Linked DNA regions of Mus musculus: region 2 is linked to region 1. Evidence: chromatin loops called from intact Hi-C (ENCODE). Cell type or tissue: left cerebral cortex. All regions are shown on one strand. Links, peaks and the distances in the headings refer to the core of each region. The heading gives the core; the rest is flanking DNA. Region 1 holds the start of Ube2s (ubiquitin-conjugating enzyme E2S). Region 2 overlaps Ssc5d (scavenger receptor cysteine rich family, 5 domains).

Evidence for each region. A loop is a pair of places that touch in the nucleus more often than their neighbours do. Peaks named below come from ENCODE experiments on the same cell type or tissue, not always from the same donor. Only the 100,000 strongest peaks of a DNase experiment are listed, where the experiment ranks them.
Region 2: it touches region 1 in a loop (9-fold over the local background); 10 of 42 quality-filtered maps call a loop at or near these places.

The regions. Positions count from the first base shown.
Region 1 is chr7:4,809,384-4,825,692 of GRCm38, forward strand. It overlaps Ube2s (ubiquitin-conjugating enzyme E2S), which reads right to left and starts at 2,957. Exons shown (of 4, transcript NM_133777.2): 1 at 2,780-2,957; 2 at 2,026-2,173; 3 at 1,039-1,229. The coding sequence starts at 2,782. Shisa7 (shisa family member 7) reads right to left here. Exons shown (of 6, transcript NM_172737.4): 6 at 16,169-16,309. In left cerebral cortex, for the core only: a CTCF peak has its summit at 3,531; DNase peaks (open chromatin) are centred at 3,057 and 3,420; H3K4me3 peaks cover 2,693 bases; H3K27ac peaks cover 1,826 bases.
Region 2 is chr7:4,932,674-4,948,982 of GRCm38, forward strand. It overlaps Ssc5d (scavenger receptor cysteine rich family, 5 domains), which reads left to right. Exons shown (of 14, transcript NM_173008.3): 9 at 462-779; 10 at 3,590-4,153; 11 at 4,235-4,549; 12 at 4,792-4,959; 13 at 10,041-10,199; 14 at 10,878-12,155. The coding sequence ends at 12,091. Among named protein-coding and RNA genes, the nearest start is that of Ssc5d, 15 kb to the left of the region's middle. In left cerebral cortex, for the core only: CTCF peaks have their summits at 5,951 (motif pointing right), 6,780 (motif pointing right), 7,721 (motif pointing left) and 10,677 (motif pointing right); DNase peaks (open chromatin) are centred at 5,969, 7,520, 7,673 and 10,726; H3K4me3 peaks cover 116 bases; H3K27ac peaks cover 10 bases.

The DNA.
Region 1 (16,309 bases), core at 1-8,000:
AGTTCAGAAGGTTCCATGAATTAAACAGTCCTGAGCTAAGTTGGTTGGTTGTAGGCACTTCTCTGAGTTTCTGACCTGAACCGGCAGATGTTACCAATGCTGAAAATGAATATGGACTATCTCCTCAACTTTTACTACTGTACCTCCAAATTGGAGGCCTGGATGTCCCTCTTTTAACAGGCCCCAAAGCAGAGCCAATAGCCATCTAGCATTTCCAGTGCTTTGGATAGAAACAAGCTCAACCAACATACAGAAAGGAAGGCAAAACAGGAAAGATTTTTGGGGTTGTTTACCTTAGAGGTTAATCCTTCCCAAGTGCCCTGAAGGAAACCCCAATTCTCTATCTTCACAACCATCAGCTCTAGAGGCTCATTAGGGGGGAAAAAGTGCAAAGGAGGCACCAGGTGACCTAACTACTTTAAGTGGCCTTTAGAGACCTTGGAGCCTCCTCGATCAGTTACCTCCACCTCAACTGACTAAGGAGAACTGTGGTCCAGTCTTGTACACAGACGATGCTGAATAGTGTCCCCAAAACTGTCTCAGGCAGTGTAATACCCCCCAAGTTAAAAACATTAGTACAGGAAAACAACTTTGAATTAAAATAGTGGTGATGGTTACAGTGCAACAAACAACAAAACAAAAACCACAAGAAAACCACTCAGCTGGGTAGGTGGCACAATCCTAGAAATCCAGCTTCTGATTAATTTGTCTCATTAATCCACTTGCTTGGGTCAAAAAATATAATAGCCATGGCTGGAGGTTAAGTTCATGGCCAGTTTGGGCTTTTAAAAAGTTCACTTTTAAATTGAAACATGTAAAAAAGAGTCTCTAAACCACACACTGCTCTCTACCTTCTATAAAACCACCCTATTAGTTGTCAGGTCTCTACTTTGACACTACAATACAGTACTTAGTGCCATAAGGCAGTCCTTCCATTATTTCCCAGTAAGGCTGGAAACTTCATTTCTATTTGACTTTGTCTCCTACTACTTCAGTTTATTTTTAAACACTAGATGAAGTACCATGGCTGAAACTCACCAGCAGCACATGTCGTATGCCCAATTCAGCCGTCCAGTCCCTCTTGAGCACATTGACACAGATCTCGCCATTGGGGCCCACATTTGGGTGGAAGATTTTAGTCAGGAAGTAGCCCTTGGGTGGGGAGGCAGGGAAGTCCTTCCCCAGTAGGAGCTTCATACGGAACAGACCTCCAGCATAGGGAGTCCCTTCTGAAGAGGAGGAAAAGGGGCTGCTTTATTATATCCTAACATCCTTCAACATTGCCACTCTTCAGGACAAAGGGACCCAACCCACCAACTTTTCCTGTAAACCATTTTCCAAGCCTTTCCCCATCCTCATGAGAGGTGTGTTTTCATTTACCTACTTGCTTGGGTCAAGTGGTAATCATAGATGGTCTACACCTGGCAGTTGCTACACTAGCTAACAGCAGACCAGGCAGACATATTGCACACCCTCAGCATTATAGGCCAGTCACCTGATTTTGAAACTGATTTTAGCTGACTATATAGAAATTCAGTTGACAAATGAGGTCTGAAAAATCTAACTGGTTTGCTTAAAATATGCAAATCAGCTTATTACCACCAGTTTCCCCTCACAATGCTTTTTGTTTAGTCTTGGGACATTCGATTGATTAGTGTTTCAGATCCCCTGGCATACATTTTTTTTTTTTCTCTTCAAGACAGGGTTTCTCTGTGTAGCCCTGACTGTCCTGGAACTCACTCTGTAGACCAGGTTGGCCTCGAACTCAGAAATTCGCCTGTCTCTGCCTCCCGAGTGCTGGGATTAAAGGCGTGCACCACCACGCCCAGCTACACTTTCTATTTCTGCTTCACTTATATGCATCCTCACGTCTCTGGAAAGTAACACTTGACAGCCTTAATGCAAGCCTAAGCAAAAGGCCACATTTTGTCATAAGCACCTGAGAGGCTGAATCCTATTTGTCCCACAGCCACAAGACAGAAGAAATCTGGTCAAGTGGCCCCTCCCTTCCGTGCTCACACTCACCAGGGCCCTCGATGGTAACCTGCAGGTCTGTGAGATCCTCCTCATTGGGGAAGACTTTAATGCCATCAGGTGGGTCTGCCGTCAGTGTTGTCACCTCCTTGTACACTAGGCGGATGATGTGGGGCGGCAGATTCTCCACATTGGAGTTCTAGGCACGGAGGGAAAAGGAGAGTGAGCAGCCTGAAATAGCTAGGATTAAGGTGGGTGGATACCAGAATCCAGACTTTAGAGGTCCGAGGTTGTCAATCACTGCCTGTCAACTGGACCTAAGATGCTTCTGGCTTTTGCCCCATGGCTGACCGGGACGGTGTCTCAGAAAAAGCTTCTACGTGGCTCAGCGTACCCGAACCTACCCAAAGCGCTCGTTAAGACGCGCATGGGTCCACTACTGGTTCCAGGTGGGCCTGAGGCCTAGCCGGAGCCCTTCCCCTACTTAGGCTTGAAACAACCCCATCAACCGCCGCCCCCCCACACACACCAAAAAGAAAAAGGCTGGACGAAATGGCGGCGGGATGTCTTGCTCCTTAAAACACCCATGGGCGGGCCGCAAGGCGCCCAAAGCCCTCCCCAAGGTTCCGAGGGCTGCCTGGGCTCCCGCACCGTTTGTTGAAAGGCCCTGGGGCCGACTCCTGGCTCCGGACGTTCAGCCATGCCACCAAAGCACTCAGAAGCTGGCCAGAAAACACTTGGGACGCCGCAGTCGCCTCCTCTGCCCGAGTCCCCAACGGCCCCTCGGGCCTCCCGCGTCACTCACCATGACTTCAGCCGGCCGGGGGCGGGTCCCCCCGGCCCCCTTCCTGCACTCCTCGGACCGCCGGCCGGGGCGGGGGGCCCAACTGCCGGCCGCTGTGGCCCTAGCGAGGCCCCCGAGGCCCCACTCCGCTCCCACTAATTCCGACGTCCGCTACGAAACGCTCACAACGTTACGTCTGCTCCTCGGTAGAACCGGCCGCGCGCCCAACACCGCACTTTTATAGCTACTCGCAGGCCCCGCCCCCTCACGGCACGTCTCGACCGCGTACGTCAACGCGCACGTTGCTGGGCGGTCAACGCTCTTTTCTCTGTTCTTGTCAGAATAGTAGCAGAAGTTCGAACCCAGTTTGTGAGGAGTGCTATCACAATGAGGGCTCACGCCGGCTGAGGAGTTGACCTGGGAGAACCAAGCGGCTAAAAACCTAGAGCAGAGAGAAAGGGGGCGCCCGCCGAGGCGACGTGGCCGCTGATTGGACCGTTTGAATGAGACGCCGCCACGACTTGGGGTGCGCGCGCGCGCTCCGGCCTGGAGAAAGACGCGCACGCGACTAACGGTTAGGCAGGGGAAGGGGCGGAGCGAGGGAAGACAGGACTGGAGGGGTTAAAGGGATGACGGAAGGGGCCTTGACCAATAAACAGGGGCGGTCGTGATCTGGACTTGTGGGGCAGGTAGGAATTGAAAGCTACTAATGGGAAGCCAGCTCAGTGTGATAGACTCCAACCTCGACCAATGAAATGTCTCAATTTCTTTTGTGTATGCAAATGTTACGCTGGGAGTCTGGCGACCTCACCTGGAAGCCATGGAAGGGCGGAAGTGTGGACATAATTTGTCTATGGGGCTCCATTTTGTTCTGCGCTCCTGTTATGTGTTAGGAAGCCCTCAAAATCAGGTTGGTTGACTCCGAGGGCTTGGACTTCCTGATCCTCTAGAGTATGACTTGTGACTTTTGCCACCATTGTTTCTGTAGGGGTGCCAGAGGAAGAAGTCAGGGAAGTCTCACGTCCTTATTGAGAGCTTTGTGACTGACCTCCAGACCCCATAGACTTCTGTTAACTTTTTGAGAGACAGAATTTCATTACTGGCCTGGAACTCCTTTTTCCCCCGGGGTCGGGGGTTGTTGTTTTGGCTTTTCTTTTTTTAGATTTATTTATTGTTTTATGTAAGTACACTGTAGCTGTTTTCAGATGGTTGTGAACCACCATGTGGTTGCTGGGATTTGAATTCAGGGCCTTCGGAAGAGCAGTCGATGATCTTAACCGCTGAGCCATCTCTTCAGCCCTTGTTTTGGCTTTTCAAGCCAGGGTTTTTCTGTGCAGGCCTGGCTGACCTTCCTGAAACTCGAGCTATAGACCAGGCTGGCCTGAACTCACAGAGATCACCTGCCTCTACTTCCTGAATACTGAGATTAAAAGTGTATGCCACCATACCCTGGCCTCGTTCCTTTTATATCCATCCTCTAGCCTATGGGATAGTGCTGCCCACATTTAGGTCATCTCTTCCCTCACCCATAATTAACCTCCTGGTCCTGTCCTTACATATACTCCCAGAGGCTCTTACTAACCATGAAGTGTTAATCCAGTTATGACAGCATGGCAGAGATCTAGAGAGAATTAAACTATCTGCAGTAATCCCATGCTGGGGAGAGAACAGACTGAAGCTTTGACTGCAGAGGAGTAGGACCTCATCTCCCAGGAAGAGATTTCACAGTTCTGACAACCTGTCTCATAGCTAAATCTGCATAAGCACATTTCTTGAGTCTTGTTTCATGTTTTCTGTAAAATTGTAGCTTTGCTAGAGGGAAAGCAGAAAGAAACAACCCTCTTCCCTGACAAGATCTGGCTATAGTTCTTAGGAAACTCATTTTCTTCACCAATTCTTTTTATTTATTTATTTTTATTTTATTTTATTTTATTTATTTATTTATTTATTTATTTTTTCCGAGACAGGGTTTCTCTGTGTAGCCCTGGCTGTCCTGGAACTCACTTTGTAGACCAGGCTGGCCTCGAACTCAGAAATCTGCCTGCGTCTGCCTCCCAAGTGCTGGGATTAAAGGCGTGCACCACCACGCCCGGCTCACCAATTCTTTTTAATTTATTTATTTTGAACATATAAATGTTTTGCCTGTATATATGTAGGTTCACAGTATGTATACCTGGTGCTCAGGGAGTTTAGAAGGGAGTATCAGATCCTCTGGAACTGGAATAACTGGTGGTTTGAACCACCATGAGGGTACTGGGAACTGAACTCAGGTCCTCTGTAAGAGCAACAAGTGCTCTTAACCACCAAGCTATTTGTTCTATTTGAGAACAGTATCCAAGAATGGAGTCATGTCAGGAGGATTTTGAGTGCTTGTGAGACAAGAGTCTTGTGACCTCTGTTTCGTCGAAACATGGAATTGTTCTTGGACTGTGTTTTGTACTCCTGTGCTCCTCCAAGATGTAGCAGCTAGGAGTGGCTTTGCTTCAGATTACCCCAATTGCTTGCTGATGTTATTCAGCTAAATGTTTAAACTGTACTTTACATACCTCTATGGAAAACAGGTTTTTGTTTCGTGTGGCTTGTTCTTGTGATTGTAGACAGTCTGAATTCATGAATCCTGTGGCCTTTCTTAACCCTCAGGGTATTACAGATCTCCATTTCTCAACATGTGGGCCTTGACCCCTTTGAGTCGGCGGTTGAAGAACCATTTTACAGGGGTTGCCTAAGACCATTGGAAACACATATACTTACATTATGATTCATAACAGTAACAAAACTACAGTTGTGAAGTAGCAATGAAAATAACTGTGGTTGGGGGTCATCACAACCTGAGGATCTGTGTTAAAGGGTTGCAGCATTAGGAAGGTTGAGAACCACTGGTATAAATTTTCTGAGGCTATGAATAAAGTAGGCTATTGCATGAAACTTTAGTCTGCCTGATTTATTGGTTCCATTCTCCCAGGTCCCACTGCCTTTAGAGTAGTTACAGTCCAGCCCCCTTATTTTACAAATTTTTGTCTTAAGGTTTTCTCCTATGGAGATGAGCTACAGGCTTCAAGATGACAGAACCAGTCAATCCTGTTTGACTCCAGCATGACTAGTAAGCAAAAGAAACAAACTTACATAGGGGTAACTATTCATGACTTTGGATTAGGCAATGGTTTCCTACACCTAATGCCAACAACAGCCACAAAACAAAACAAAACAAAACAAACAAACAAAAAAAAACCAAATAAATCCGACTTCATCAAAACTAAAAAAGTTCACGTTCAGAGGACCAAAGTGAAAAGATACGGGTTGGGGTATGGCTCAGTGGTAGAGCACCTGCCTAGACTCTGCCAGTGAAGGATTAGAAGTATGGCTCAGTGGTAGATGGTCTGCCTACAGTCCAGCAGCCTGGGCTACATGAGACTGTTTGAAAAAGCCAAACCAAACAAGGTGAGGATTAAAGTACTTGCCTTACAAGAAGGAATTGATCTTAAATTCCCAGAATCCACATAAAAGCCAGTTACAGTAGCAAGCATCTATAATTCCAGGAAAAAGATAGGAAATCCCAGGAGCTGGGAGGTCAGCTGGTCTGTGTATATAGCAGCAAAGAGGAGCCCTGCTGCAAACTAGGTGTAGGTGAGGGCTGACCCACTTATAGAACATGCACACAAAAGCCTGTGCTCAAACACAGAGCATGGACATGTGAACATACATCGTGCACACACACACACACACACACACAAAGAAAGACCTTGTTTCCATCTGGTATTTTGTTACATAAATGAGAAAAGCGACAAAAAAAAAAAGTAACTAATGCAGAGGTTATGAGTTGCTGTCAGAATTGGAGGTTTGGGAATGCTGGCAAGGTGCTGTAGTAGGGTGGATCTCTCTGACAAGGTAACATCTGAAACTGGAGAGAACGCTCAGGGAATTAAAACACTGCTGTCGGGCTGGTGAGGTGGCTCAGTGGGTTAGAGCACCCGACTGCTCTTCCGAAGGTCCAGAGTTCAAATCCCAGCAACCACATGGTGGCTCACAACCATCCGTAAAGAGATCTGACTCCCTCTTCTGGAGTGTCTGAAGACAGCTACAATGTACTTACATATAATAAATAAATAAATAAATAAATAAATCTTTAAAAAAAAAAAAAAACCACTGCTCTCGCAGAGGCCCCAGGTTTAGTTCTCAGCACCCACATCAGGCTGCCCACAACTGCCAGTAGCTCCAGGTCCAGGGGATCCGGTGCCCTCTCTGGCTTTCTCAGGTACCAGCACACACTTAATATACATACATTTATGTATAGCACACAAACACAATGTTTTCAAAAAGAAGGTGACATTGTCAGGTGGTGGTGGTACACACATACCTTTAATCTCAGCACTTGGTAGGCAGAGGCAGTTGGATCTCTGTGAGTTCCAGGCCAGCCTGGTCTACAGAGTGAGTTCCAGACAGCCAGCTCTACACAGAGAAACCCTGTATCAAAACCAAACCAAACCAAACCAAGAACAAGATGCCATTTGATGTCAGAGTTAAGAGAACCAAGGGAGGAAGTTGTATAAGAGTCTATAGAAAGACTTTGATGGCAAAGGAAACAGCTGGTATCAGGAGTGGGCCTGGATATTAGCAGTCTTCAAAGTATGTAGCAATCCTGTACACTATGTTCTTTTCTATTTCCTGTCTTCTCAGGGAGGCTGCACATCCTTTTATGTGCTGTGTGGATTCTAGAAGGTTCTCTGCACTATAGCAGCCTGAGTCTCTCTAAGCAGTCACTTATTGTCTTTCCATCTGTGCCTGCACCCCTGGGTAGGAAATAGACAGGAAGCTCTTGTCATCCTGGGTGGAGGGGATCTAGTGATTTATCAATATGTCAGTGGACTAGGTGCCTCCTCTAGTGACAAACCCAGAGCACAAAGCAGAGGGTCTGCATTTGGTAACACTCCCCCCCCCCCGCCCCCTTCAAGACAGGGTTTCTCTGTGCAGCCCTGGCTGTCCTGGAACTCACTCTGTAGACCAGGCTGGCCTTGAACTCAGAGATCTGCCTGCCTGTGCCTCCCGAGTGCTGGGATTACAGGTGAGCGTCGGTACCAAGCATTGAGGCTTTCAGAGCTGTAAAACCAGTGTCTCTGATGCAAACCAAAAGTAACCAAGGGACAAGGGGTAAGGCTCAGGCAGTACAATGCTTACCATGCAAGTATGAGAAACCAGAGTTTGATTCCCCAGCACTCAGGTAAAAAGCCAGAAAAGGTAGCACTCATTTTTGGTACCAGTACTAGGGAATCAAATTATCTAAAATTGACCATTGACCTCTATACACATGCATACACACACAATGGAATGCTATACACACACACTCAACAGGATTTGCAGTGGAATGCCTAGAATCAACAAGTATGGGAGCAAATCTATTCTCACACATGGACTTGACACAGGCCTTCTGAGTTAAAGTTGGCACTGTCCAACGGTAAGGGTCTGTGATTTATTCAAGAGAAATGATAACCAAGACTCAAATAGTGAGCAAAGGCCAAGAGCGTTTATTCTGCAGAGAACCTACAGAGGTGTAAAGAGGTGTAGCTTTTAGAGGTTCACAAGACAACAGCTGCTCAGAGAAAAAGAGAAAGCAGTGGGAAGGAGGGAGGGAAAAGAGCCGTCTCCTTCTACAGAGCATTCTGGAAGGGCAGAGAGAGACGTCTGCTGTAGCTTGCGGTTCTGCCTCTGTAACCTAACGCCACTGCATGCAGGGGTCCCAGAGTGGAACACAGAAGTGTGGGCTTTGCAGAGCCAGTTTAAAGCCTGGTAGGGTAGGAGTGGGTGACTTTTGCCTTTCTTTCCCTTGCTTAGTTTGCTCTTTCTCCAGGGGTGTGGGTGCCTTTGTGATTGGTTAGGGCTCTGGGAGACTTGGGGGACTTTTGCTGATTAAACATACTTGGCTCAAGCTAGGTGGTGGGGCAGCTTCCTGACTGGCTGCCTGTGAAGGGTGGTTTTTTTGGGGGGGTGGGGTGGGGGGGAATTGACTTGTTTTGGACTTTTGCAGTTGTGGAAAACAGAAACTTGGGCCTAGTCTCCCAAACTGCTAGTTTGCAGCCTGTCATGGAGTCAGCCTGGCTCTGACTGACTCAGTTCTCTCACAACAAAAGGTCTTCAGAACCCAGGCAGGGGATTTAGCTCAGTGGGTGGGATGCTTGTCAATCGTATATGAAGCCCTGGATTCAACCTTTAGCACCACATAGACACAGTTGTAAAAGCTGGGCGTGGTGGTGCTCACCTTTAGGCTCTCGGGAGGCAGAGAGGAGTGGGTCCCTGAGTTTGAGGACAGTCTAGTTTACAGTCCAGGATAGCCAGAGTTACACAGAAAAACCCTGTTTCAAAAAGCAAACAAACCAAAAAATAAAATAAACCCTGCTGTGGTGGTACACATGTGTAACCCCAACATTCAGATGGTAGAGGCAAGTGGGTCTGGAGTTCAGGGTCACCTTCGGCTACATGGTCAGTTTGAGACTAGCCTGGACTATGTAAGACCCTGACTCCAAAAAAATATGATAAAGTTTTTTGTTTGTTTGGTTGGTTGGTTTTTTGCTTTTGTTTATTCTAGACAGGGTTTCTCTATGTGGCCCTTGCTATCCTGGAACTCACTCTGTAAACCAGGCTGGCCTCGAACTCATAGAGATTCCTCCTGCCTCTGCCTTGAGAGTGCTGGGATTAAAGGTATATATTACTGGGCTGGAGAGATGGCTCAGCGGTTAAGAGCACTGACTGCTCTTCCAAAGGTCCTGAGTTCAATTCCCAGCAACCACATGGTGGTTCACAACCATCCGAGATGAGATCTGATGCCCTCTTCTGGGGTGTCTGAAGACAGCCACAGTGTACTTACATGAAAGAAAGGAAGGAAGAAAGAAAGGAAGGAAGAAAGAAAGAAAGAAAGAAAGAGAAAAAAGGTATATATTACTATCCCCTGTTAATAAAACTTTTTTTTTTTTTAAAGAAAGAAGAGAAGGGAAAAAAAAAAAACAGAATTACTTGAATGATGGACCTTTTGGCATGTCCAGCACTTAGGCAGGAGGACATCCTGGGCCACTTGCAAGACCCAGCACCCACATTGAGCAGCGCACAACCACTCCAGCTCTAGGGGATCTTCCACCCTCTTCTGACCTCCTCAAGTACTGAATTCCTGTCGCCCAGTCCACACTCAGAAACATATACATACACAGAATAATTAAAAATAAAAATATAAAAGGCAAAATTAAAAGGTGTAGATTTTAGAGGTTCACAAGACAATAGGTTAAGAATAGCTGCTCGAAGGCTGTGTTAGTGGCACTGTGGAGTTGGGAACCTGGAAGGAAAGGTGTTAGGTTACAGAGGCAGAACCGCGAGCCACAGCAGACGTCTCTTTCTGCCCTTCTAGAATGTTCTGTAGAAGGAGAGGGCTCTTTCCCCCTCCTTCCCACTGCTTTCTCTTTTTCTTTCTTCTCTATATAATTTTCATTACATTCCTGTATGTATGTATATAGTTTCATACATCCCAGCATCCATGTAGAGGTCAGAGGACAGCTTTCAGGAGCAGGCTATCATCTTCACTCTATGGGTACTCAGGGGCACCTCAGGCTTGGCGGGTGTCATCATGTGTGTGTCTGTGTGTGTGTCTGTGTGTGTGTGTGTGTTCCCAAGACAGGGTTTCATTATGTAGCTCTGGCTATCCTGGAACTCACTCGGTACAACAGGCTGGCCTCCCGCGTGCTGGTATTAAGGTGTGCACCACTACTGCCCACTCAGTGGCCACCATCTTTAACAGCTGATCCATCTTCTTTTCTTCCTTTTTCTTTCCCTCCATCCCCTTCCTTCCATTCTTCACCCTTCCTCTGTTTTTTTTTTTAATAAACAAACAAAACTTAATCTTATTTTATGGGTATGAATCTTTTGCCTGCTTGCATGCTTGTGCAGCACATGCATACAGTAACCTCAGAGCCTAGAAGAGGATATTGGATCCCCTGGAACTGGAGTTATAGATGGTTGTGAGCCACCATATGGTGTTGGAAACAGAACTCGGGTTCTCTGGGTGAGCAGCCAGTGCTTTTAGCCAGTGAGCTGTCTCTCCAGCTCCACTCCATCCTGACCCCCATTTCTTGAGATAAACTCTCACTATGCATCCCTGATTGACCTGGAACTGGTGTGCAGGTCTCATGCCTTGTCTCCAGAGTTCTGGTTTTAGTGGCAATCTCTCTTCCTCTCCCTCCCTCTCTCCCTCCCTCCCTTCTTCCCTCCCTCCCTGTCTCTCTCCCTCTCTCCCCTGCCCCTCTCCCTTCCTCCCTCTTCTCACCTTTAAAAAGAAAAGAAAAGGAAAGGAAAGGAAAGGAAAGGAAAGGAAAGGAAAGGAAAGGAAAGGAAGATGCACATTTAGGTCAAGCACCTGGGAGACAGAGGCAGGCAGATCTCTGCTGAATTCAAAAACAGCTTGGTCTACAAATGGAGACTACACAGAGAAACCCTTTCTTCTCCCCTACCCCACCCCACCCACCAAAAAAATTAAAAAATGAAAGATTTATTTTATTTTGAATTGTTTGTGTGCGTGAACATGTACAAGGACGGGTGCTCTGGTAAGGCAAAAGAGGGTGTTAGATCCTGGAGAAAAGATTTTTGTGAGCTGCTGGAGCCAAGCCATGGGGAGGGGTTGAGGGTGTCCTGTGAAGAGCAATAATCCCCCTTACCTCCAGCCCCACTCCATCCATCCACCCTTTTCTTTTGGCTAGAATTCCATGTGTAGCTAAGAATGACCTTGACCTTTTGTTTTGTTTTGTTTTGTTTTGTTTTGTTTTGTTTTGAGACAGGATAGCCCTGGCTGTCCTGGAACTCACTCTGTAGACCAGGCTGGCCTCGAACTCAGAAATCCGCCTGCCTCTGCCTCCCAAGTGCTGGGATTAAAGGCGTGCACCACACCGCCCGGCGACCTTGACCTTTTATGCACTGTTAGGGTTTTGTTATGTACTCTTGGCTGGCCTGAAGTCCCTCTTGCTCTGCCTCCTGAATGAATGCTGGCTTTAAAGGTATGTGCCTTGGCTGTGGGACTGACCTTGAACTTCTGACCCTCTGGCACCCACCTCCCAAATACCAGGTTGACATGCTCACATTTCCACGCTTTCTGTTTTTCTAAATGTAATCATAGTGTGTGACTGTGTGTGTGTGTGTGTGTGTGTGTGTGTGTGTAGTGTGCCACTGCATGTGCACAGGTCTGACTATAACCTTTGGGTGTTAGTTTCTTCATTTCACCATGAAGGCTCCAGGGATCAAACTCAGGTTATCAGGTTTGTCGGCATGAGCCTCTGTCCACAGAAATGCCTCACTGGCCCACCTACTGCTTCTTACCTAACAACATCATCCTGAGGTGTTCCCTGTCATGTGTATGGGTAACAAAAAGACCATGTCCATTATTTCCCTCCAGATGACTTTCACTGTTCAATTCTTCTTTCTTTCACTCTGTACCAAGCACAGAGAGTTGGGTATGTCTAAGTTAAATATGTGTTTGCAGGACACTCTTGTATTCTTAGACGAGGAAAAGCAGGTTACAGAGTGACCTATATATAGGAAGAGTGCTTTGCTGGGGAAAATGTATTTGCATGAGGAAAATTCTGGAAGGAAGCGTGAAGATGCAAATGGCACTTGACTGACTGGCTGATGTTCACTTGGCCCTCTCCTCCCTTCTCTGGATCCTCTCATCTGTTCCTCTCACAATCACCATCATTGTCAGGGTGCATTTGGCTGCCAGGAATGGGAGCCCAATCAAGAGAGGCTTGTGGGAGAATTCAGGGACTTCCGAGGGCCATTTACTCCTCAAGAACAGGGACTTATTTGTTCTGTTCGCTCAATTTTGTTGAATAAATCTGTGGGTTAGCATAACAAAAATATGAATCCAAGCCAGCTCCTTAGAGTCCCTAGCTAGGCCTAGATAGTTACTGCCTTCATGCCATCTCGGCCACTTTCTTACTTCACCCAGGAGTTCATTTTCCTTTTTTTCCTCCTTCCCTCTCCTTTGTCTCTGTTCACTTCTATCTGCTTCTTTGGGGGGTGGGGTGGGGGAGGGTTTAAGACAGAGACTTGCTATGTAGCCACAACTGGCCTGGTGGCATAGTAACACTATGTAGCCTAAGCTGGCTTTGATCATCCGTACGGTTCTTAAGGTGGCTGTGTTTCTGTGTGAAGCCAGCTCTCAAGCCCTCGGTGTGCTTCCTCAGGAGCTGTCCACTGGAGGTTGGGGGTTAAGCTAGTCAGCATGCCCCTGGGATCCACCTGTTCCTATTTTTCCAGTCTCCCTGCACCTGGCTCTGTGTACTGGTGTTGGAGAGTCAACTCGGGTCACCAAGCTTGGGTCCTGAGCACCTTTCTGATAGTACCATATTCTCAGCTGACTTTATTATATTTTATTAAGGCAGGGTCTCATGAAGCAGAGGCCACTGTTGTACCCCTGATCTTTTCATCTCCACTTCATTAGTGCTGAAATTAAAGGCATGTGCTGCACTTGACTGGCCTTGCCCTTTTGCTCCCCAGTGATGGAATTCTAGGCATGTGCAGTGAGGCCCAGCCCTGCCTCTACCTTTCTCCCTCCAGCTCTTCTTCCAGGGTCTTTTGCAAACAAATACTCTGCAGAGGCAAACACTTAGGAGAGAACTTTCTTAAGTTTTGTACATCTAGTAATTAACTCTCTCTCTGTGCGTGTGTGTGTGTGTGTGTGTGTGTGTGACAGTTTGCAAATGTTGGCTCAGTCCTTCCACCATGCGGATCCCAGGGATCACGTTCTGGTCATCAGGCTGGACAGCAAAGTGACTTGACTTGCTGAGCTACTTCACTGGCCCAAAACCTTTCTCAGAGTTCACAAGTAGATGCATGGGAGCTGCCTCTCCCGCAGCGTGGCCTGCAGGCAAGAGATATAATATCGGCTATCGCCACACATGTCCACACAAACATTTGGTCATAGTTAGCTTCAGTTGTCATCTTGACAACTTAGGGTGAGGAAACCTCAGTTGTGAATTTGCCTCCACTGGCCTGGCCTGTGGCTAGCTAGATCTGTGAGGTAGTTCTTAATTAGAGACAGCCAGGCCTCAGCTGCAGCAGGAGGAAGCAGAAGGGACTCCAGGAGAAGGTCTCAGCTGCGCCTCTCTTAGTGAAGTGAAGGATCAGCAAAGGCTCAAGACCCACAAACGTCGCACAGCTAACTTTATAAGCAAGCCAGCTCTGCCTCCGTCACTGCCCACCCAGTCCTTGTTATAAGCTCACCAAACATCACGTGTCCTCCATGAGTCTTGCCTCAGCACATACATCTGTCTCAGCTGACATCACTCTGCCAATTGGTCCTGGTCCTCGGAAGGGAGAAGAGCCTACAGCACACCACTTTTGGTGCATTTCTCTCTATGGAGTCCTGATGAATGAAGCGCAACTGTGCATTGTAAGGAGTATCAATTCGTGCGAGTCATTAGCAAAGAATCCCTCATCACGGGTCCTTTCACGTGCTTGCTTTTTTTTTCCCCCTCTGAGACAGGGTTTCTCTGTGTAGCCCTGGCTGTCCTGGAACTCACTTTGTAGACCAGGCTGGCCTCAAACTCAGAAATCCGCCTGCCTCTGCCTCCCTAGTGCTGGGTGGGATTAAAGGCGTGCGCCACCACCTGGAAACGTGCTTGCTTTAGCAGAACATCCTTTTCCTGTGTCTGCTGTAGCAAAACGTTTCTTCATAAGTCTGCCTTAGCCTTTCACCTGTGTCCACTTCAGGAAAACATGTGTTTGCCCAGCAAAACACCATCTAACACAACTGACTTTCCAAAGAACCCTTAAGTCTGGGGTATATAAGAAAGCATGCTGAGGCAGCTGGATGGCTCAGCAGTTAAGAACACTGGCTGCTCTTCTAGAGGTCCTAAGTTCAATTCCCAGCAACCATGGTGGCTCATGACCATCTACGATGTAATCTGATGCCTTCTTCTGGCATGCTGATGTACATGAGATAGAACACTCATATACATAAAATAAATAATCTTTAAAAAAATAAAAGAAGTATGCTAAGCAGAGCAGTGAGCCAGTAAGCAGTGGCCTTCACGGCCTCTGCCTCCAGCTTCCTGCCCTGGGTTCCTGCTGTGACTATACCCTCAGTAATGAGAGTAGGAGGTATAAGCTGAAACAACTCCTTTCCTCTCCAAGTTAGTGTTGATCACAGCAAGAGAAGTCAACTAGAACTAGGTCCAATGCATTGGATGAGAGGGAGACAAAGGCAGGGCAAGTGCTCCCCAGTTGTCATACAAACAGGCACCTCAAAGCATCCCACCTTCTCACTCCCCTCTGAATAGCAACCTTCAAGAGACATGTTGGTGTCAGGCTTGTTGGCATAGGCCTGTCATTCCAGCTAGTCAGAGGATGATGCAGTGGGTGGAAAGTTCAAGGTCTGCTTGGGCTGAAGAGCAAGTTCAAAGCCAACCTGGGCAACTTAGTGAATGCCTGGCTCAAAATTAAAAAAAAAAGATATTTTTATTTATCTATTTATTTTTGGTTTTTCCAGACAGGGTTTCTCTGTGTAGGCTTGGTTGGAAAGGGGGGCTGGAAATATAGCTCACTGGTATAATACCCGTTTAACATTCATGAGGCCCTCCATCCAATTCTTACTGCTGCACACACAGGAACACACAAGTAGATAAATATAATATTACAAATTAAAGGAGTTGGAGAGGTGGAGTTGTTAAGAGCAGTAGTTGATCTTGAAGAGGACCAAGTTTGATACTAAGCACCCACATGGTGGCTCACACCTGTCTATAACTCCAGTTCTAGAGGACCCGATGCCTTCCTCCTGCGCTAGGCAGACATGTGGCACACAGACATCCATTCAGGCAAACCCTCATGTATGTATGTGTATGTGTATGTGTGTGTGCTGTCCTTTATAAGGGTTGCCTTGATCACGGTGTCTCCTTACAGCAATGGAAACCTTAACTAAGACACACACAGACACACACACACACACACACACACACACACACACACATATGGCTGGAGAGATGGCTCAGTGGTTAAGAGCACTGACTGCTCCTCCGAAGGTCCTGAGTTCAAATCCCAGCAACCACATGATGGCTCACAACCATCTGTAATGAGATCTGATGTCCTCTTCTGGCGCATCTGAAGACAGCTACAGTGTACTTAGATATAACAATAAATAAATCTTTAAAAAAACATGTAAATAAAAATTTAAGAAGAAAACAACCAAGAATTAAAAATTACATTAAAATGTCCCTTCCCTGACTCCTCAGCTTTAGGGATCACGCTGAGCCTTCGGGGAAACAGTTTTAGAAGTTCCTCCCCTGACAAACGTTTGTATGCCCTTGGCCAGTGTTACTCCACTACACAGAGAGGGGAGGTGCCCGATTTACAAGTGAACAGGTGAGAAGAAAACCTTGAGGCTGAAGATCAGGAAAACAGCTGTTTATTCCAAAACAAAAACCAACACCCCACCCCCAGCCAAGTGCCTGCTCCTTTTGCTGTCCTCACCAGGAAGATGAAGGTGAGTCCAGCACTGGAAGGAAGTGTGGGGAGGGGAGTAAGAATGGG
Region 2 (16,309 bases), core at 2,830-10,829, 130 kb after region 1:
ATCACGTTTCTCTCCGTGCATGCATGTGTGCACACATGCCACAGTACACATAGTGGGAGAACTCTTTTTCTGCCATGTAGATGTCCCACAGGTCAGACTTCTGGTGTCAGGCTTGAGGGCAGGCGCCTTCACCCACTGAGCCATCTCGCCAGCCCCCTTTCAATGTATTTTGGGTGTATCCCTAGGAGTGGGATTTCTATATCATATGGTAATTCTACATTAGCTTTCTGAGGAGCCAGCCAGCTCTGCTTGGCTCTGTGTCCAGTGCAGGAGAGATCTCGATCAGTGCCTGCTACCTGAGCTGAAGGGTTATGAGGAGAAGCAGAGCTGAGGGAGCTGATGGGCATTTAGAAAGGAAGGCAGAAGGCAGGTAGATGAAGGCTCAGAGTGCTAGCTGGGCTCTTTGACCCTGACTCTTGCTTCTTCTTCTTCTTCTTCTTTTTTTTTTTTTCCTATTCCAGGGTCCCCCCAGTTGCGCCTGGTGGCTGGACCCAGCAGGTGCTCTGGCCGGCTGGAGGTATGGCATGACGGACGCTGGGGGACAGTATGTGATGACAGCTGGGACATGAGAGACTCAGCTGTGGTCTGCCGGGAGCTGGGCTGTGGGAGGCCTCGGCAACCAGACCCCGCAGCAGGCCGCTTTGGCTGGGGTGCAGGCCCCATCTGGCTGGATGACGTAGGTTGTATGGGGACGGAGGCTTCACTGTCAGAATGCCCTGCTGCTTCCTGGGGGAAACACAATTGCGCCCACAATGAGGATGTCGGGGTTACCTGCACTGGTGAGGATGCACTAGCCACCCACTGGCTCTAGGAGGGCTTCTAAGTGGAAGCAGTGGAGGCTAAAGGTGGTGTTAACTTGACTGAGTACTGCAAGCTCCAGCTCTGTAGTGGGTATTTAGCTCATATAACCTCATTCAAATTGCCTATGTGTAGCCAAAGTGAGGGCTAATTCACATGAACTCTGGCAGTGCATCCCCCCATTTATAGGGGTTGCTTTCCAGCTCCACAGCTAGATACTGAGCTAGGAGCTGGCTGCTCAGAACAGAATGAACATAGTACAGGTCTTTGAGGAGCTCACGCCTCATGGAGAGCAAGGGGAACACAGACAAGCTCTTGCAAACCAGCAGTGTTTGGGAGGTCTCTGAAACCGCACTGACATTCCTTCTGTTGCTAAAGGACTCCCAGAAATGAGAGAGGTGGGGGGTGGTGGGGGGTGGGGGGGGTTGTATTTCAATATACTGAAGATGCAGATTAAGTTCAGCCAAGGGAAAGCAAACACATGTGGAATGGAGTTTAGGTGTGAAGTCCTGGTGTGTGTGGGAGGGGTATAAACGGTGCTGGATTAGCCCAGCAACATGTGTGTGACAACATGAGAGAAGAGCCAGATGTGCTAGTCTTGATGTCTATGGGGATTGATTGTTTGTTTGTTTGCTTATTGGTAGGGGCTTGATTGACCACGTTCAGGGCTGTTCAGAAATCACATTGTCAGTGTGGACTTAACATGGTGCAAACTGCCTCCCCTAAACATATAAAGAGTTTCTTACCAGGCAAGAACATTCCAAGGGCTTAGAGGTCATCTTCCTAGAGCCAGGGCAAAGCCCCCAAGCTTGTCTTGGGCATGATTCGTCCTTGACTGCCTAGGTGGCCTAACCAGAGAGACAGAGTGTGGATATTGGTGACTCAAAGGATAGAGTGAGTCATCAGGATAGTGCCTCTGTCTCCTCTGGGAGCCACCGGAGGACGGGGAGCAGGGGACTGGCTTGTAGGCTTCATGCCACTCTTGAGGGTACTGAATATGAAAGAAAAGGCAGTGGTGATAGAGCAAGCCTGTGGTACCAGCACTTGGAAGGCTGAGGCAGGAGGATTCTTACGAATTTAAGGCTATCCTGAGCTATAGAGTCCTTGTCATGGGAAAACAATCAGGGGCTAAGTGGTTTAAAGTGCTGGCTGATTTTGAAGAGGACCCAGGTTTGAGTCCCAGCACCCACATGGCAGCTCTCTAACTCTACTTGGTGGGTAGGGAATCTGATGCCCTCTTCTGGCCACTGCAGGCACTGAACCCACATAGAGCACAGACATTCATGAAGGGGAAATACATCAAATAGAAGTAAATCTTTAGTGTGTGTGTGTGTGTGTGTGTGTGTGTGTGTGTGTGTGTGTGTGTGTGTGTAGGCATGGTGGGGCAGACCTATAATCCTAGTTACTTGAGATGGTGTAAGAGGATCACAAGTTCAAGGCCTGCCTGGACAGCTTTGCTCCCGTCTCAGAGTAAAAACATAAGCAGCTGATACATTGCTAAGAGATGAAGCCCTTAAGGCAGCAGTTTTCAGCTCATGGGTTGTGACCCCTTTAGGGGTTGAAGGAGCCTTTCACAGAGGTCACTTAAGTCCTGGAATAATCAGCTAGTTATATAATGATTCATAACAGTAGTAATATTACAGTTATGAAGTAACAACAAAAAATACTTTTATGGTTGGGGTTTACCAAAACTAGAGGAGCTGCATTAAAAGGTGGAAGTGTTAGGAAGGTTGAGAACCACTGTCTTAGGGTGTGTGCCTAGGAGTGGAGTAGCTATCCTGCATTTCCCTATTCCTTGACTTTAAAAAAAATTGACTTTATTATTTTTAACCATGTACATGCATTTGTGTGTATGGCACTCTTCCCTGCTGGGCTGTCCCTCCAGCCCCTAGCCCCAGCTTTTTGTGGAATCTGCACGCTAGTTTCCCAGAGTGGCTACACCACTAGACACTCCCACTAAGCGTGAAGGAGGACTCTGTTTCCTATTGGCTGTCATTTGTTTCCTTGATGATAGTTTTTCTGACTGGGATGAGATGGGATCTCAAAGTAGCTTTAACTGTTGTACCAGGCTCTTAATGACAGTTTTAATCCACCGGTAACGCAGATGACCTCTGATGGATCGCATGACAAAAACCCAAGGTTATGAAGAGGGGAGAGAGGCAGGTAGGGGTGAGAGAGATAATTAGGGAACAATGCACTGTAGACATGCTCGCAATGCTCAGGGGGCAAGCACACTTAGTATAGATTGCCTTTATTTAGTTTTTATTTTATTTTATTTTATTTTATTTTTTGTTTTTTTAGATTTATTTATTATATGTAAGTACACTGTAGCTGTCTTCAGACACTCCAGAAGAGGGCGTCAGATCTTGTTACAGATGGTTGTGAGCCACCATGTGGTTGCTGGGATTTGAACTTCAGACCTTCGGAAGAGCAGTCGGGTGCTCTTACCCACTGAGCCATCTCACCAGCCCTATTTAGTTTTTAAGTGTGCAGGTATTTTGCCTGCAAGTGGATCTGTGCGCCATGTGCTTGTCTGGAGTCCTTGGAGGCCAGGAGAGGCCACCAGACTCTCTGAGATTAGAGTTACAGACAGTTGTGAGCCACTATGTTTGTGCTAAGAATCAAACCCAGGTCCTATGGAAGAGCAGCAAGTACTCTTAGCCACAGACCCATCTCTTCAGTCCAACAGACTTCTATTTTCTTAAGTGAAACGAGGGCGGAGGGTATGGGTTAGCAGGACAGGACGAGACCTTCCCCATGATCTTATCTCTCCTCCCTCCCGGTCTCCTAGGGACCCCCGGCCTGGATACCATCTCAGACCCTTTCAGTTGGAGCTGGCTCCCTGGGCTGGGTAGAGATCAGGATGCCTGGCTCCCAGGAGAGCTAACCACCAAACCTTCTGCCAGTCTCACCTCCAGTGTGCCACAGAAACCCACAAAGGTTCCAGGGAAAGCTCCCAAGAGTACCAAGAAGTGGGTGACTAAAAATGCAAGGAGACCAACCACTCAGCCCCCTGGGATGCCAACCACCAAACATTCCAGGGCCCCAGGCACCCCAACCTCCCTACATCCAACAGCACGTACCTCTGAGTTACCAAAGAGACTGACCACTGAGGCTCCCCACAGGCAGACCTCACATACCACTGTAAGGCTGACCCCTAGGGTCCCCTGGGAGTGGACCTCAGAGCCTGTGGTGTCACAGTCCACTCAAGGTCCCCAAGAAGTGACCTCTGAGGCCACCACAACGGAAAACCCTCAGACCTCTTTGGAGCCATCGGGTGAGAACACCGAAGGCTCTCTGGAATCATCCCAAGATCCAGCTACCACCCCAACTGCTGGAGTCCCTGTGCCATCAGGTGAGTAGTAGAGAGTTAAAAGGGTGGGGACAGGGAGGTGGCCCTGTACCTCCTAACCTGAGAGCCTCCCACCTCCCCCAGGTCCCTTCCGGGTTCGTCTGGCTGATGGGCCCAACAGGTGTGCTGGCCGGCTAGAGGTGTGGCATGCTGGACTCTGGGGAACAGTCTGTGATGACAGCTGGGACATCCGGGATGCCACAGTGGCCTGCTGGGAGCTGGGTTGCGGAAAGGTCCGGCCCCGAGTAGGCAAAACTCACTATGGCCCTGGCACTGGGCCCATCTGGTTGGATGACATGGGCTGTAAAGGAAGTGAGATGTCACTGAGTGACTGCCCCTCGGGGGCATGGGGGAAGCACAACTGTGACCACGAAGAAGACGTGGTGCTCACCTGCACTGGTACCAGGGAACAGTGAGGGAGGCCGAGGTGGTGGAGTTAGAGTGGGACAGAATGGTGTCTCGTGGGCTAGAGGGGACTCAGCGTTGGTGTCTAAAGGTCTAAGGAGCGGGCTGGAGGGGGCTCAGCATGAGAGCAGGAAAGGGTTACTTCAGGAGACTCTGGCAGGGAAGGGAAGCCCGGGGGCGGGGGGGGGGGACCTCAGCTAGCAGGAAGAGGCACAAGCTACCTGTCTCTCCCCCAGGCTACACGGGTGATGACGATTATCCTTCCTGGACCTGGGACCCTACTTCCGGAGAGGACCTGACCAAAGGGACCACAGTGGCTGCGCGGCCTGGACATACACTTTCCTGGGCTACCACTACAAACACTGAAGTCCCCTCTCCAGCAACACAGAACCTTCCAGACACGGGTGAGGGGCTCAACCTGGGTGCATATGCCAAGGCATGTGTGATGAGGTCAGAGTCAAAATGGTGGAGCTCTATCCACAAGCTCCTTTACCTACCGGGCGATGGCATCCGCCCACTTTTGTTTTGTTTGTTTTGTTTTTGAGGTGCTATATCTTGTATCCCAGACTGGCCTTGAACTTGCTATGTGGCTGAGGTTTGCCTTGAACTTCCTGTCTCCCCCTCCCAAGTATTGGCAGTGCAAACATATGTGCTACTGTGGTCAGCCATAAAGATCTCTCTAACAGCTAGCCTAGGCCTCCATGTCCTGGCAGGCTTGCCTAAATGTGTTCCACTCTTGGGCTTGACAGTATTCACCTTCTCCAGAGTGCAATGGGACAGCATGTGGCTCAGAGCGATCAGAGGGCATCAGCTAGTACTGAGCCTACCAAATCGACCATGCCCCTCAATCCAGAGCATGTGCAGGAATGACCCAGAGCCCTCAGCTCAGGGTTGTCCTGTGAGCACATGGTTCCACCGTCAGCAGACTCATACCCAGTCTGGCAGTCCATGTGTTGTCCTGGTCAGGCTCTAGGTCAGACACAGACAGGACCCTCCTGGAGCACAGGTTCTAACTCCTGCCCTTCCCAGCCCCACCCATGAAAGTCAGTGCCTTACATGACATCTGTCAGTCCTTCTGCTTCTCCATGGCTTCTGTTTTGCTATGGTCTGTGTCCTTCCACCCCTGATGCTAACCCAGGGATCTCCATCCACCCTGGCCCCTACATCTTAGAACTCCATTTTGCTTTTCTCCTGGTGTCTTTCTCCCATTGGATTCGTTCCCACTCTCTTTTCCTCTTTAGTACTCTGTTTTTCCCAGTGCAGTATCTCTTGGTTTTTTTCATCAGTTTTTCTTTAAAGTTCTATACTCCTTCCACACCTTTTACATTGTTTAAAGTTATTATTTTATGGGTATGGTTGTAGGCATATCTATGCCATGTGCATACAGTTCCCACACAGGCCAGAAGAGGGCACCAGAGTCCTGGCCAGAAGAGGGCACTAGTGCTCCTGAAACTGGAGTTATAGACAGGCGTGAGCAGCCACATGGGTGCAGGGAATTGAACCTGGCTTCTCTGGGAGAACAGCCTGAACTCTCTGTCCAGCCCCTGTATCTTCCTTTCAAGTCACCATCTCACCCCATTTCTCAGTAGTTTGCTTTTTCTTTTTTCTTTCGTTGTCCCAGCTGGCCTAGAACTCCTGTTCTCCCCCTGCCTCCACCTCCCCAGCCCTCGGGTCACTGGGCATGTACCACCTTGCCCGTCACTCACTGTATTTCACGTGACTTCCTCTCTTCTTTCCTTCCTGGGTTCCCCCTCCACTGTCTTTTTCAGACCCTCTGCTTTTATCTCCTCCCTTCTGTAGCGTTCCCCCTTTCCTTCCTTTTTCTTTGTTAGATTGATTGATTGTATATGTGTGTGCATGCACACCTGTGCTCAGGGCCATATGCCACAGTATGTGCTCGCACACGCACTCATATGTAAGTGTGTATATGCATGAGTATACGAGCTCATATGTGTGTGTGCACACTTGCATGCGTGGATTCGTGCTTGTGTGTGTGTCTATGTACAACCTGCAGGAGTCAGTCTTCTCCTTTTACCATGTTGGTTCCAGGTATACAACTAGAATTTTCAGCTAGGTGCCGATCCATCTCATCTGCCCTGTCTCTAATTTATTACTCCAGCTACCTGTCATTCATGTCCCTCTTTCCTCCCGTCCCCTTCTTGAGACAGGCTTTTCTTTTTCTTTTTAAGATTTATTTATTTTATGTATATGAGTACACTGTAGCTGTCTTCAGACACCCAGCAGAGGGCATCAGATCCCATTACAGATGGTTGTGAGCCATTACAGATCATGTGGTTGCTGGGAATTGAACTCAGCACCTCTGGAAGAGCAGTCAGTGCTCTTAACCGCTGAGCCATCTCTCCAGCCTCTTCCCTTCCCCTTTCTTTTTCTTTCTTTCCTTCCTTTTCCTCTCTTACTTTTCTCTGCCCCTCTACACTTTTGAGCTGTTCTTTTATAGCTCTAGCTGGGCTTCTCTATGTACCCGAGGCTGGCCTTGATCCCCTGACTGCACCCACCAATGCTAGGATTACAGGCACGCATACTCCAACTTCTTTTCAGTCAGCTACTGCCATGTTCTGAGTCGCACTATCTGTTTTTTAATTCTGCTAGCTTCAGTCCTTTCTCCTTCTCCCTCTCCCTCTCTCTTTCCTTCTTTCTCTGTTTGTGTCTCTTGACCCTCATTTCAGTGAGAGAGGACACTATTTGTGCCCTACCCGCTGCATTTCGCACCCCTGTTTCTCTGTCACCCTCATTTCTCTCTGCATACACCGTTGAATGCTCCCTGCCTCTTTGTGTGTGTCCCTCTGCCTGCCACTGATTGGAGGGTCTGCTTGCATCCTTTCTGGAACCCAGCATGCACAATCAGGCCTGCCTAGGTAGGTACCTGCTCTTCTGCCTAGCACCTCCTTACGTCACGGAGTGCTGCACATTTTGATTGGCCACCAGGATCCCTGTTCTCCACCTGTAGAGTTGAACTAGGGAGCCAACTTCAGGAATGTATAACGTGGATCCAGGAGTACCTCTTGCTGGTATCGAGGTTGATCGTTAGAATGCTGGAACCAGAAGTGAGTTCTTAGAGACCCCGTTCCTTGTTCAAGTGCAGCTGCATTTGCAGAACTTACATTCTACACAATTAGGGCAGTTTCTCTGTCCTGCAGCGCCCCCTCGTGGTAGAATTGAGCGCATGGTGAGGCACTGCCCACTGCAGAGACAGCTGAGGCAGGGGGATCCTTGTAGGGGGAGCAGGGCAAATAAATTAGAAGTACAAACTGTACAAGCAAACTCTTGGGACAATTTTATGTATCAAGGGTTAGAAGAAGGTGTAGTAGTAGGATGAGACTGTTTCAAACAATTTATATGTGTCTTATGTATATATGTGTGTGGTATGTGTGTAAGTATAACTATATGTAAATGCTTGTGTGTGTCTCTGCAATGTGTGGACAGTGTGTGTGGAGGCGAGAGGACAACATCTGGTGCTATTCCCCAGGCACTATCTAAACCTTGTTTTTATGAGACAATGGCCTTGAAGCTCAACATTGAGGCCAGGCTAGTGATGCATAAACCTGGGAGATAGCTCTGTCTCTGTCTCCCTACCACCGGGATGGCATACCCAGCTTTATATTTTCTTTAAATGTGTGCTCTGGGGCTCACACTCCGTTCCTTGTGTTTGCAAAACAAGTAATTTACAAACTGAGCTATCTCCCAGCTCTTGTTTGCTGCCGAGAGCTTCTTTTTTACCATAGCCTAAGCTGGCTTGGAAGTCACTGTGTAGTTCAGGCAAGCCTTGAACTCTGAGTGGTAGGATTATAGGCATGCATCATGATGCCAGCCTAATGCCATTCACTCGTTGTACTGGGATGATGTGTGCTGCCACTCAAAGCACAAGCCTGGGCTCTGACTCACTTAGCTGACTCCAATCCAGACAGCACAGGGACAAGTTGTGTGACTGTGCGTTCCAATCCAACGTACAGAAGGCCCGCGTCGTCACCTATAACAGAAAACTCTGCTTACCGAAACAATTCATAGGCTCAGGATCCCAAGGTGGTAATGATTATTTATAGAAGAGAAACCAAGAAAATCCTTCCAGAAATGTGATATTATCCTTCAGCAGACGAGAGCAAGAAGAGAAGTGTTGTTTAATTAATTCATGCGTGTGCCATGGCTTATGTGTGGGGTCAGAGGACAGCTTCCACGAGTTGTATTTTCTACTCCACCATGTGGGTTTTGGCAGGGTTTAACTGAGGTCATCAGGATGTACAGCGAGCAACTTTACCCACTGTTCCCAGGAAGGGAATTCTCAAGCGACCAAAGGCCTGTGGGAGAAAACTCGCATAGTCACATGGTTAAGATTCTTTTTAAGGACTTATTTTGTGGTTCAGGCATGGTGGTGCATACCCTTCATCCCAGAACTCTGGAGGCAAAGGAGGTGGATCTATGTGAGTTTGAAACTAACCTGGTCTATATAGCAAGTTCCAGAACAGCCAAGCTACACACACACACACACACACACACACACACACACACACACACACACACAGCTCAGTGAGACCAGAAGAGGACATCCAATCTAAACCTGGCATTACAGGCAGGTGTAAGCTGCCTGAAGTGTGGGTTGGAAACCCAAAAGATGCTCTTAACCACTAAGCTATTTCTCCCACCTCAGCAAGGGTAGGCTTTAAGCTCTAAGAAGGGCCTCCATGGATCTCTCTGGCTGCTAGAACATCACCACAGATCTAGTGGCTCATGTTCTTGATCTTCTGTAGGTCAGACTTCATGGGTCTGACTGATCTAAGATCAGGCAGGGCTGATCCCTAGGGGAGAAGCTGCCCTCTTGACTTTTCCAGCTCCAGCCCCTTCCTTCGTCAAAGCCCGGAGTGTGTTGCCTTTCTCTGGGCTTAATCGTGTCTTTAGTCTTTCCCCTGAGATTCACCCTGGAAAGGTTTGTGTATTCTAAGTATTTATGAGACTCAGGAACGTTTTTTCTTTTTGTTAATTATTTATTGTCACCCATTTATTTATCTATTTATTTTAACTGTATTATGTTTGTGCATGTGTGTATGTGTGTGCTATGGCTTAAAAAAGGCTGCTTGGGACAGCATGATAGTTCAGTAGATAGGATACTTGGTGACAAACCTGACAAGTATTGTTGGAGCACACATGGTGGAAGGCACACATGCACTAATAAATACATGTCATTTTAAAATGTAAAGGGAGATTGGAATTCCAGGCCAGCATCAGCTACATGAGTTCAAGTTCAGTGTGAGCTACCTGAGACTGTGTCAAAAACAATATTGCTTTGAACGGAATCAATGCACGCATTTGCTTTATGGGATAACCTCTTCAGGTTCTGCGTTTACTAGCCAAGAGCATCCTGACCGGTGACAAGGTGACATAGGCTGAGGGGCTGAATGACGGGTGAGCTGTGGTAATGAGCAGCAGGAAAAAGTGGAAGGAGGACTCAACTCTCTTCCTCACACATCTGCAGATGACCAGGGAGGTTATGAGTCTTCCTGGACGTGGGATACACCTTCAGGAAGGGGTCTGTTCAAGGGGACCCCCACCACAACCAAGCCTGGATCCACAGTTACCACTAGCACCAGCAAGAGTCCCGGCCACCCCTTTCCAGCTCCAAGGGCCCGTGCAGGTGAGGCATGGGCAAAGAGGCCTGGGGAGTATGTGTCCTGGGGTACAGAGATGGGCTCCAAGCTCCTAGGGGTAACTACTTCTTACTTCAAAGATCAAGCAGAGAGACAGCCTCGAACTCACACACTTCCTCCTGCCTCTGACTCTAAAAGGCTGGGGTTGAAAGCATGGGCCACCACGCCTGACTAACTCACTTCTTTTCATTCAGTTTAGAACCCCAGCCCAAGCGATAGATATGGTTGTTTCTCCCTCCTCAATAAAATCTCTCTGTAAACTCCCATATAGACATGTTCAGACCTGTGTCCCCTGGGTGATTCCAAATCTTGTCAAGTTGACAGTGAACGTTAATTATCACATAGAGTCTCACTGTGGGTGTTTCCTAGGAGTCTTCTCGTATCCCAAAGCGTGTTCATCTTTCTGGTCCCCTGGGCTCTTTCTCCACTCTGTACTTGTAGGCATCTGTGTTCCCCGCATAGGCCACCAGGTGGCGGCAGGGACCTCGCAAGAGTTGAGGAGGAGGGGCACTAGGGCCTGGTGAAATCTGCCGGTGACCCATGATGTCACGAAGATCTTTGCCTTCCCATTGGTCTTCTCCTCAAGGGACTTTGCGGAATACGTAGATAGGGCAATAGGGCAGACTGACCTCTGACCGATCTGCCCCTCTTTTCTCCAACTCCAGGTTCACCAAGGAAGCCAACACCTGAGCGCCGGCCGCTGCCCACCTCAGCCACCACCTCATCTCCTGCTTCCTCCTCTTCACCAGAGCCTTCTGGCTCACGGCAGACCTCTGGCTCCTGGCCACAACTCATCCCAGACTCAAAGCAGGAGGGGACCTCTAGCTCCCCCAAACCATCTCTACTCACCCCAGGACTTCCCTCCCCAGCAACCTTTGCCTTGTCCACTCCTAATACCAGTTTGCTTCCAACACGTTCCCCAGAGCTTTCAGGCAGCCCAACACCCACCTCCCCTGAAGGGCTAACCTCTGCCTCCTCTATGCTATCAGAAGTGAGCAGGCTTTCTCCTACCTCAGAGCTGACTCCAGGACCTGATACAACACCAGCACCTGAAATAATCCCAGAAAGTTCTGACTCCTCAGACCTCCCCATGAACACCAGGACCCCCACACAGCCGTTTACAGCCTCTCACCCCACCAGCATCCCTCAACTCAACACAACTTCTTACCCCACCATTGCCCCTCAACCTACCACAAACCCTCAGCAACCCAGGAGCCCTCACCCCGCCACAAGTCCTCAACCTCCCACCAATACTCACCCTTCCTCAACCCCTGCCACCCCTACAGAGTCCCTTCCATCCTCCCGAAAGACAGAACTTTCCTCTCCCACTAAGCCTAGACTAAACTCAGAGTTGACCTTTGAGGAAGCCCCATCCACAGACGCATCCCAGACGCAGAACCTAGAGCTCTTTCTAGCCTCGGAGTCCGGCCCCTCCAGTCCCTCTCCAGCCTCAAACTTGGACCCACTACCCACAGATGCCTTCAAACCACCCAGAAGCCAGACCTTACACTCAGCTTCAGACCACCTCACTCAAGGGCCAACCCCTAATCACAACCCAGATCCTTTTGGGCCATGTGTGTCCCCATTACCACCAGTAAGGGTCATGGCTTGTGAGCCACCTGCCTTGGTGGAGCTGGTAGGTGCTGTGAGGGAGGTGGGTGACCAGCTGCAGAGACTGACCTGGGTCCTGGAGCAGGACCGGCAGGAGCGCCAAGTCCTGGCACTGGGCCTAGCCCAGTTGGTAGAGGCTGCTCAGGGGTTGGGGCAGCTGAGTGAGACTGTAAAGAGGCTAGCAGAGGTGGCCTGGCCCCCCAGCACTCCTGTGCCCATGACCACCACCACAGAGGAGGAGGAGAGGCCTCTGAGGGGAGATGTGTGACCCACTCTGAAATTCACGGTGCTTAAGATACTCTTAAACAAAAGCCAACGTATGTACAATCGAAGTGTGGGTGTTGTTACTGGGGAGCAGGGGCTCTGGAGGGACAGAATTACAATGCTGATCCTAACTTGTCAATGCCATCTGTGATGGCGTTGGAGATCATGGTGAGGTGATGGCAGTTGATGGTCATGTGCTCACGGTATTGATGATGATGGCAGGGTGACAGTGGTGTTGATAGGGATCATGGTTAGTGACAGGATGGCGCTTATGGTGAAGGTCATGGTGATGGTCACAATGCTGTGATGGTGGTTGGTGGTCATGGTGGTTGTGATGATGGGATGATGGCAATAATGGTGTGATGATGTCAGTGGCGATGAGCGTGATGACAAAGATGGTGTGGTGGTGTTGTGGTATAATGATGAAGATGGTGGTCACGGTGTTACCGATGAAAGCCGTGATTGTGTGTGGATGGTGATGGTGATGTTAGTTGTGAAGGTTATGATGGTGTGGGGGAGTAATTTTGTGGTGACTCTGGTGATGGCGTTGATAACAGTGATGATGGTATTGGTGGTGGTGGTGATGGTGAACTGTGGATGGTGGTGATTACAGTGGTGATGGTATTGATGGTTATGGTGAAACACAGTGAGTGTGATGGTGGTAGTGATGAAGAGGTGATGTTGGTAATGGCGGAGACGTGATGACACTGATGTGCTAGCAATGCTGGTGCTAATGTTGATCATGCTAGTGGTGATCATTATGACAGTCCTGGCATTGATGAATCTGTGGAGGCAGGAAGCTGTCTCAGCCATGGTGTGCCCAGCTTTAAGGACAGAGCACACAGTTCATGAGTCCAAATAGGTGGGATAACATCGTCATATGGACAAGCACTTATGGGGTGTGTCCGTATCAGACTCTGTTTGAAGCAATTCTCACCCTTCCTAATGCTACAACCACTTAATACAGTTTCTCACGTTGTGGTGACCCCCAACCATAAATTAATTTTTGTTGGTACTTCGTAGCAGTCATTTTGCTACTGGTACAACTCATAATATAAACATCTGATATGTGGGATGTCTTGTGTGACCCCTGTGAAAGATGACCCTCAGGTTGAGAACCGCTGGTTTAGAGGCTCTGCAGCCGGCTGTCATTCCATCTCCGTTAACACTGGCTGGGGAGGGTACTGTTACCACAGCTCAGCAGAGGAGGAGATGCACTCTCAGCCTGGATGCCGGGTGGAGTCCTTGCTAGGGGTAGTCCTGAGCCAGCTACTGAGCCTCTTAGTCTCCGTTCCCCACCTATAAACGGGGATAATAATAGTGTATGTCTCATGGGCATGTGGAGATGACTGGACGGGAACATTTCTGAGCGTGCTTAGGCTCTGCAGGGTACGTGGTGAGAGTGACTGATCTGTTGTCCGTTTTGTGCCCCAGTCCCTGCAGCAGCCTTGATTGGCAACCCAAATCTGTCTCCTCCAGACCCTTTTGAGAGAAGGTTCCATGCATGTAGCCTAATCTGGCATGTCATTCAGTGTGTCATGGATGCCCACGAGCTTCTGACCTTCTTGTCTGCATCTCCCAAGTGCTAGGAATGAAGATGTACAGTATCATACTTGGTTATATGCACCATTGAAGGTTGCACCTAAGGCTTCATGTATACTGGGCAAGCATTCTACCAACTGAATTTCATGTCCAGTTCAGATAGGATTATGTGGCCACATCGAACCAACTGGGCTTGTGTCTAGTCTTGCAGCCTGTATATCTCTGGAATTTTTGTTCATTTCTCAGAGCCTCAGTTTTCTCCTCTGTAAATTGGGAATATTAATCACACTAAGCCCACAGGATGAGGATTACCACTGAGTCAGTTCATGGACAGGCAGAGATGCCAGGTGGTACAGATCCACTTATGAAGACTGCACCCAGGGCTAGTGAGATGGCTCAGTGGGTAGACACTTGCTATGTAAGCCCTGATGGTCTGAGTTTGGTGCCTGGAACCTAAATAATAGAAGGAGAGAACCAACTCTCATAAGTTGTTCCCTAACCTCCATATGCACCCCCAATAAAGTAAATGAATTAATGGAAAAAACCCTTAAAAACAGAAGTGATCCCAGACACAACTATGGCTCTCTATGCCTAGCATGTGAACTCTGTGTGTGTGTCACACACACACACACACACACACAGAGACAGAGAGAGAGACAGAGAGAGAGATAAAGAGAGAGAGACAGAGACAGACAGATAGACAGAGACAGACACAGAGAGAGACACACACAGAAAGAGACAGAGACAGAGAGAGAAGAGAGTACTCTCCTTAGGACTGGGATTTCAGGCATGCACCACCTGAAAACTACTTCCCATCCACATCACTGCGGCCCTGCAAGGGAGGAGTCTTAATCTGCTTTGCAGAAAGGACTCAGGGCCCTCTAGCCCATCATCAAATCCACACAGTAGAGCTGCAACCCAGCCCTGGGACAACAATGGCCATGCCCCTTCTTTGACCTCATCCTGGGGTTCCAGATTAGGACTTTTATGACTCGCCCATCTTAGTGACCAGTGCCTTCCTATATCTGCACCTCTTCTTACTGGTCTGAAAACTGAGGACCAGCTTAGAAGACACTCCACCCCTCTAACTCCAGTTCTGACCCCTGAAACTGTGGCCAGGAAACCAGTCCCTCCTTCTCTTCCCAGATCACGACTCAGAGGTTACTGAAGGTGATGGAGCCTGGCGCCCCTACACTCCTGTAAAGGCCAGTAGGGTCCAGTTACTGATTTGGGCAGGGAATGGGATAATGCCCAGGGGTCTTAATAGATGGACACTCTGGTCCCGCCAACAGGCAAAGGCATATGCAGGGAACTCTCTGGTCCTCAAATCTCATTAAGCCAAAGACTTAAATAACTACTGAGAGCTAAACTTGGGAGGATAGGGCTTCTGCTGCCTTCTCCTTCCTGTCCTGGCTCGTTAGAGTGTCATAGAGCAGTACCCCAGATTGGAAAGACAGCTGTCTCTATCCCTGGTCGGGATCAGGTGGACCCTAGCTACAGATCATCTCTCTGAATCTGCCAGAGAGCCCAACTTGGGGGACAGTCTTTGTCTTTTCTGCAAACCAGAGGTGTGTGGATGTGTGATGGGTGTTCTAAGCCAAGGTCTCTTTACCCCTGGATACCTTCTGCTAGCCCCAAACAAGTGGGTACCTAATTACTCAGTCATCCTATCCTTGTTTGGCTGAGCAGCTAAGCCCAAACATCTGGCTCCAGGGCCCACAGCCAGGATGGGTAGCCAGCCCCACCCGCTGCTGGCCCTGACCCTCGACACCTCCCTCAGGACAGCTGAGCTCTGTGTCTGCTTGCCAGCTTGCAACAAGCCCAGAACAGTAGCTGCATAGAACTAGCAAGCTCAATGGGTGTAGATAAACTATAAACTTGAGCTCCACTAAACACACACACACACACACACACACACACACACACACACACACACACACATCACAGCATACACCACACACATATGCACACATACACATCAAAACACACCACACATACACATCAAAACATATAACACACACACACACACACACACACACACACACACACACACACACACACACACACACAAAGCAGGAGCAAAGACAATGTCTCCAGTCAGATAAAGCAAGATGTGTATCTGTCATGATCCACCTGGGCTATGACTATTGACAGAGAAAACTCTAAAGAATGGATCAGATAAACCCCGGTGCTAGGAAGCCTATTCAGAACACTGGGTCTGTATTGCAACATCACACCCTGAACTGCGGGCACGAAACATCCAGCGTCGACTCCTCCGAGGTTGGTCAGGAAGCCACTTCTAAGACCTGTCAAAACCCCCTACATCTTAGCACATGTAGTTAACATTTGTTAGCTGGGGCTGAGGATGTGGCTCAATTGGTAGAGTGCTTGCCTTGCTTGCACAAGGCCCTGTGTTTGATCCCCCACACTGCATAAATTGGGTTTAGTGGGTGTGTGCCTTTAATCTCAGGCCTAGGGGACAGAGGAAGGAAGATTAAAAGTTGAAGGGCATTCTTGGCTGCATAGGAAGTTTGAAGTCAGCCTGGCTTACAAAAGACTGTCTCAAAACAAATAAACCAAGCAAGCAAGCAAGCAAGCAAGCAAACAAACAAAAACCTAAAAAAGAAACAAACGGACAAAAACCTTACCTATGAAGAGGGCCACTGGGCTTTTTGTCTCT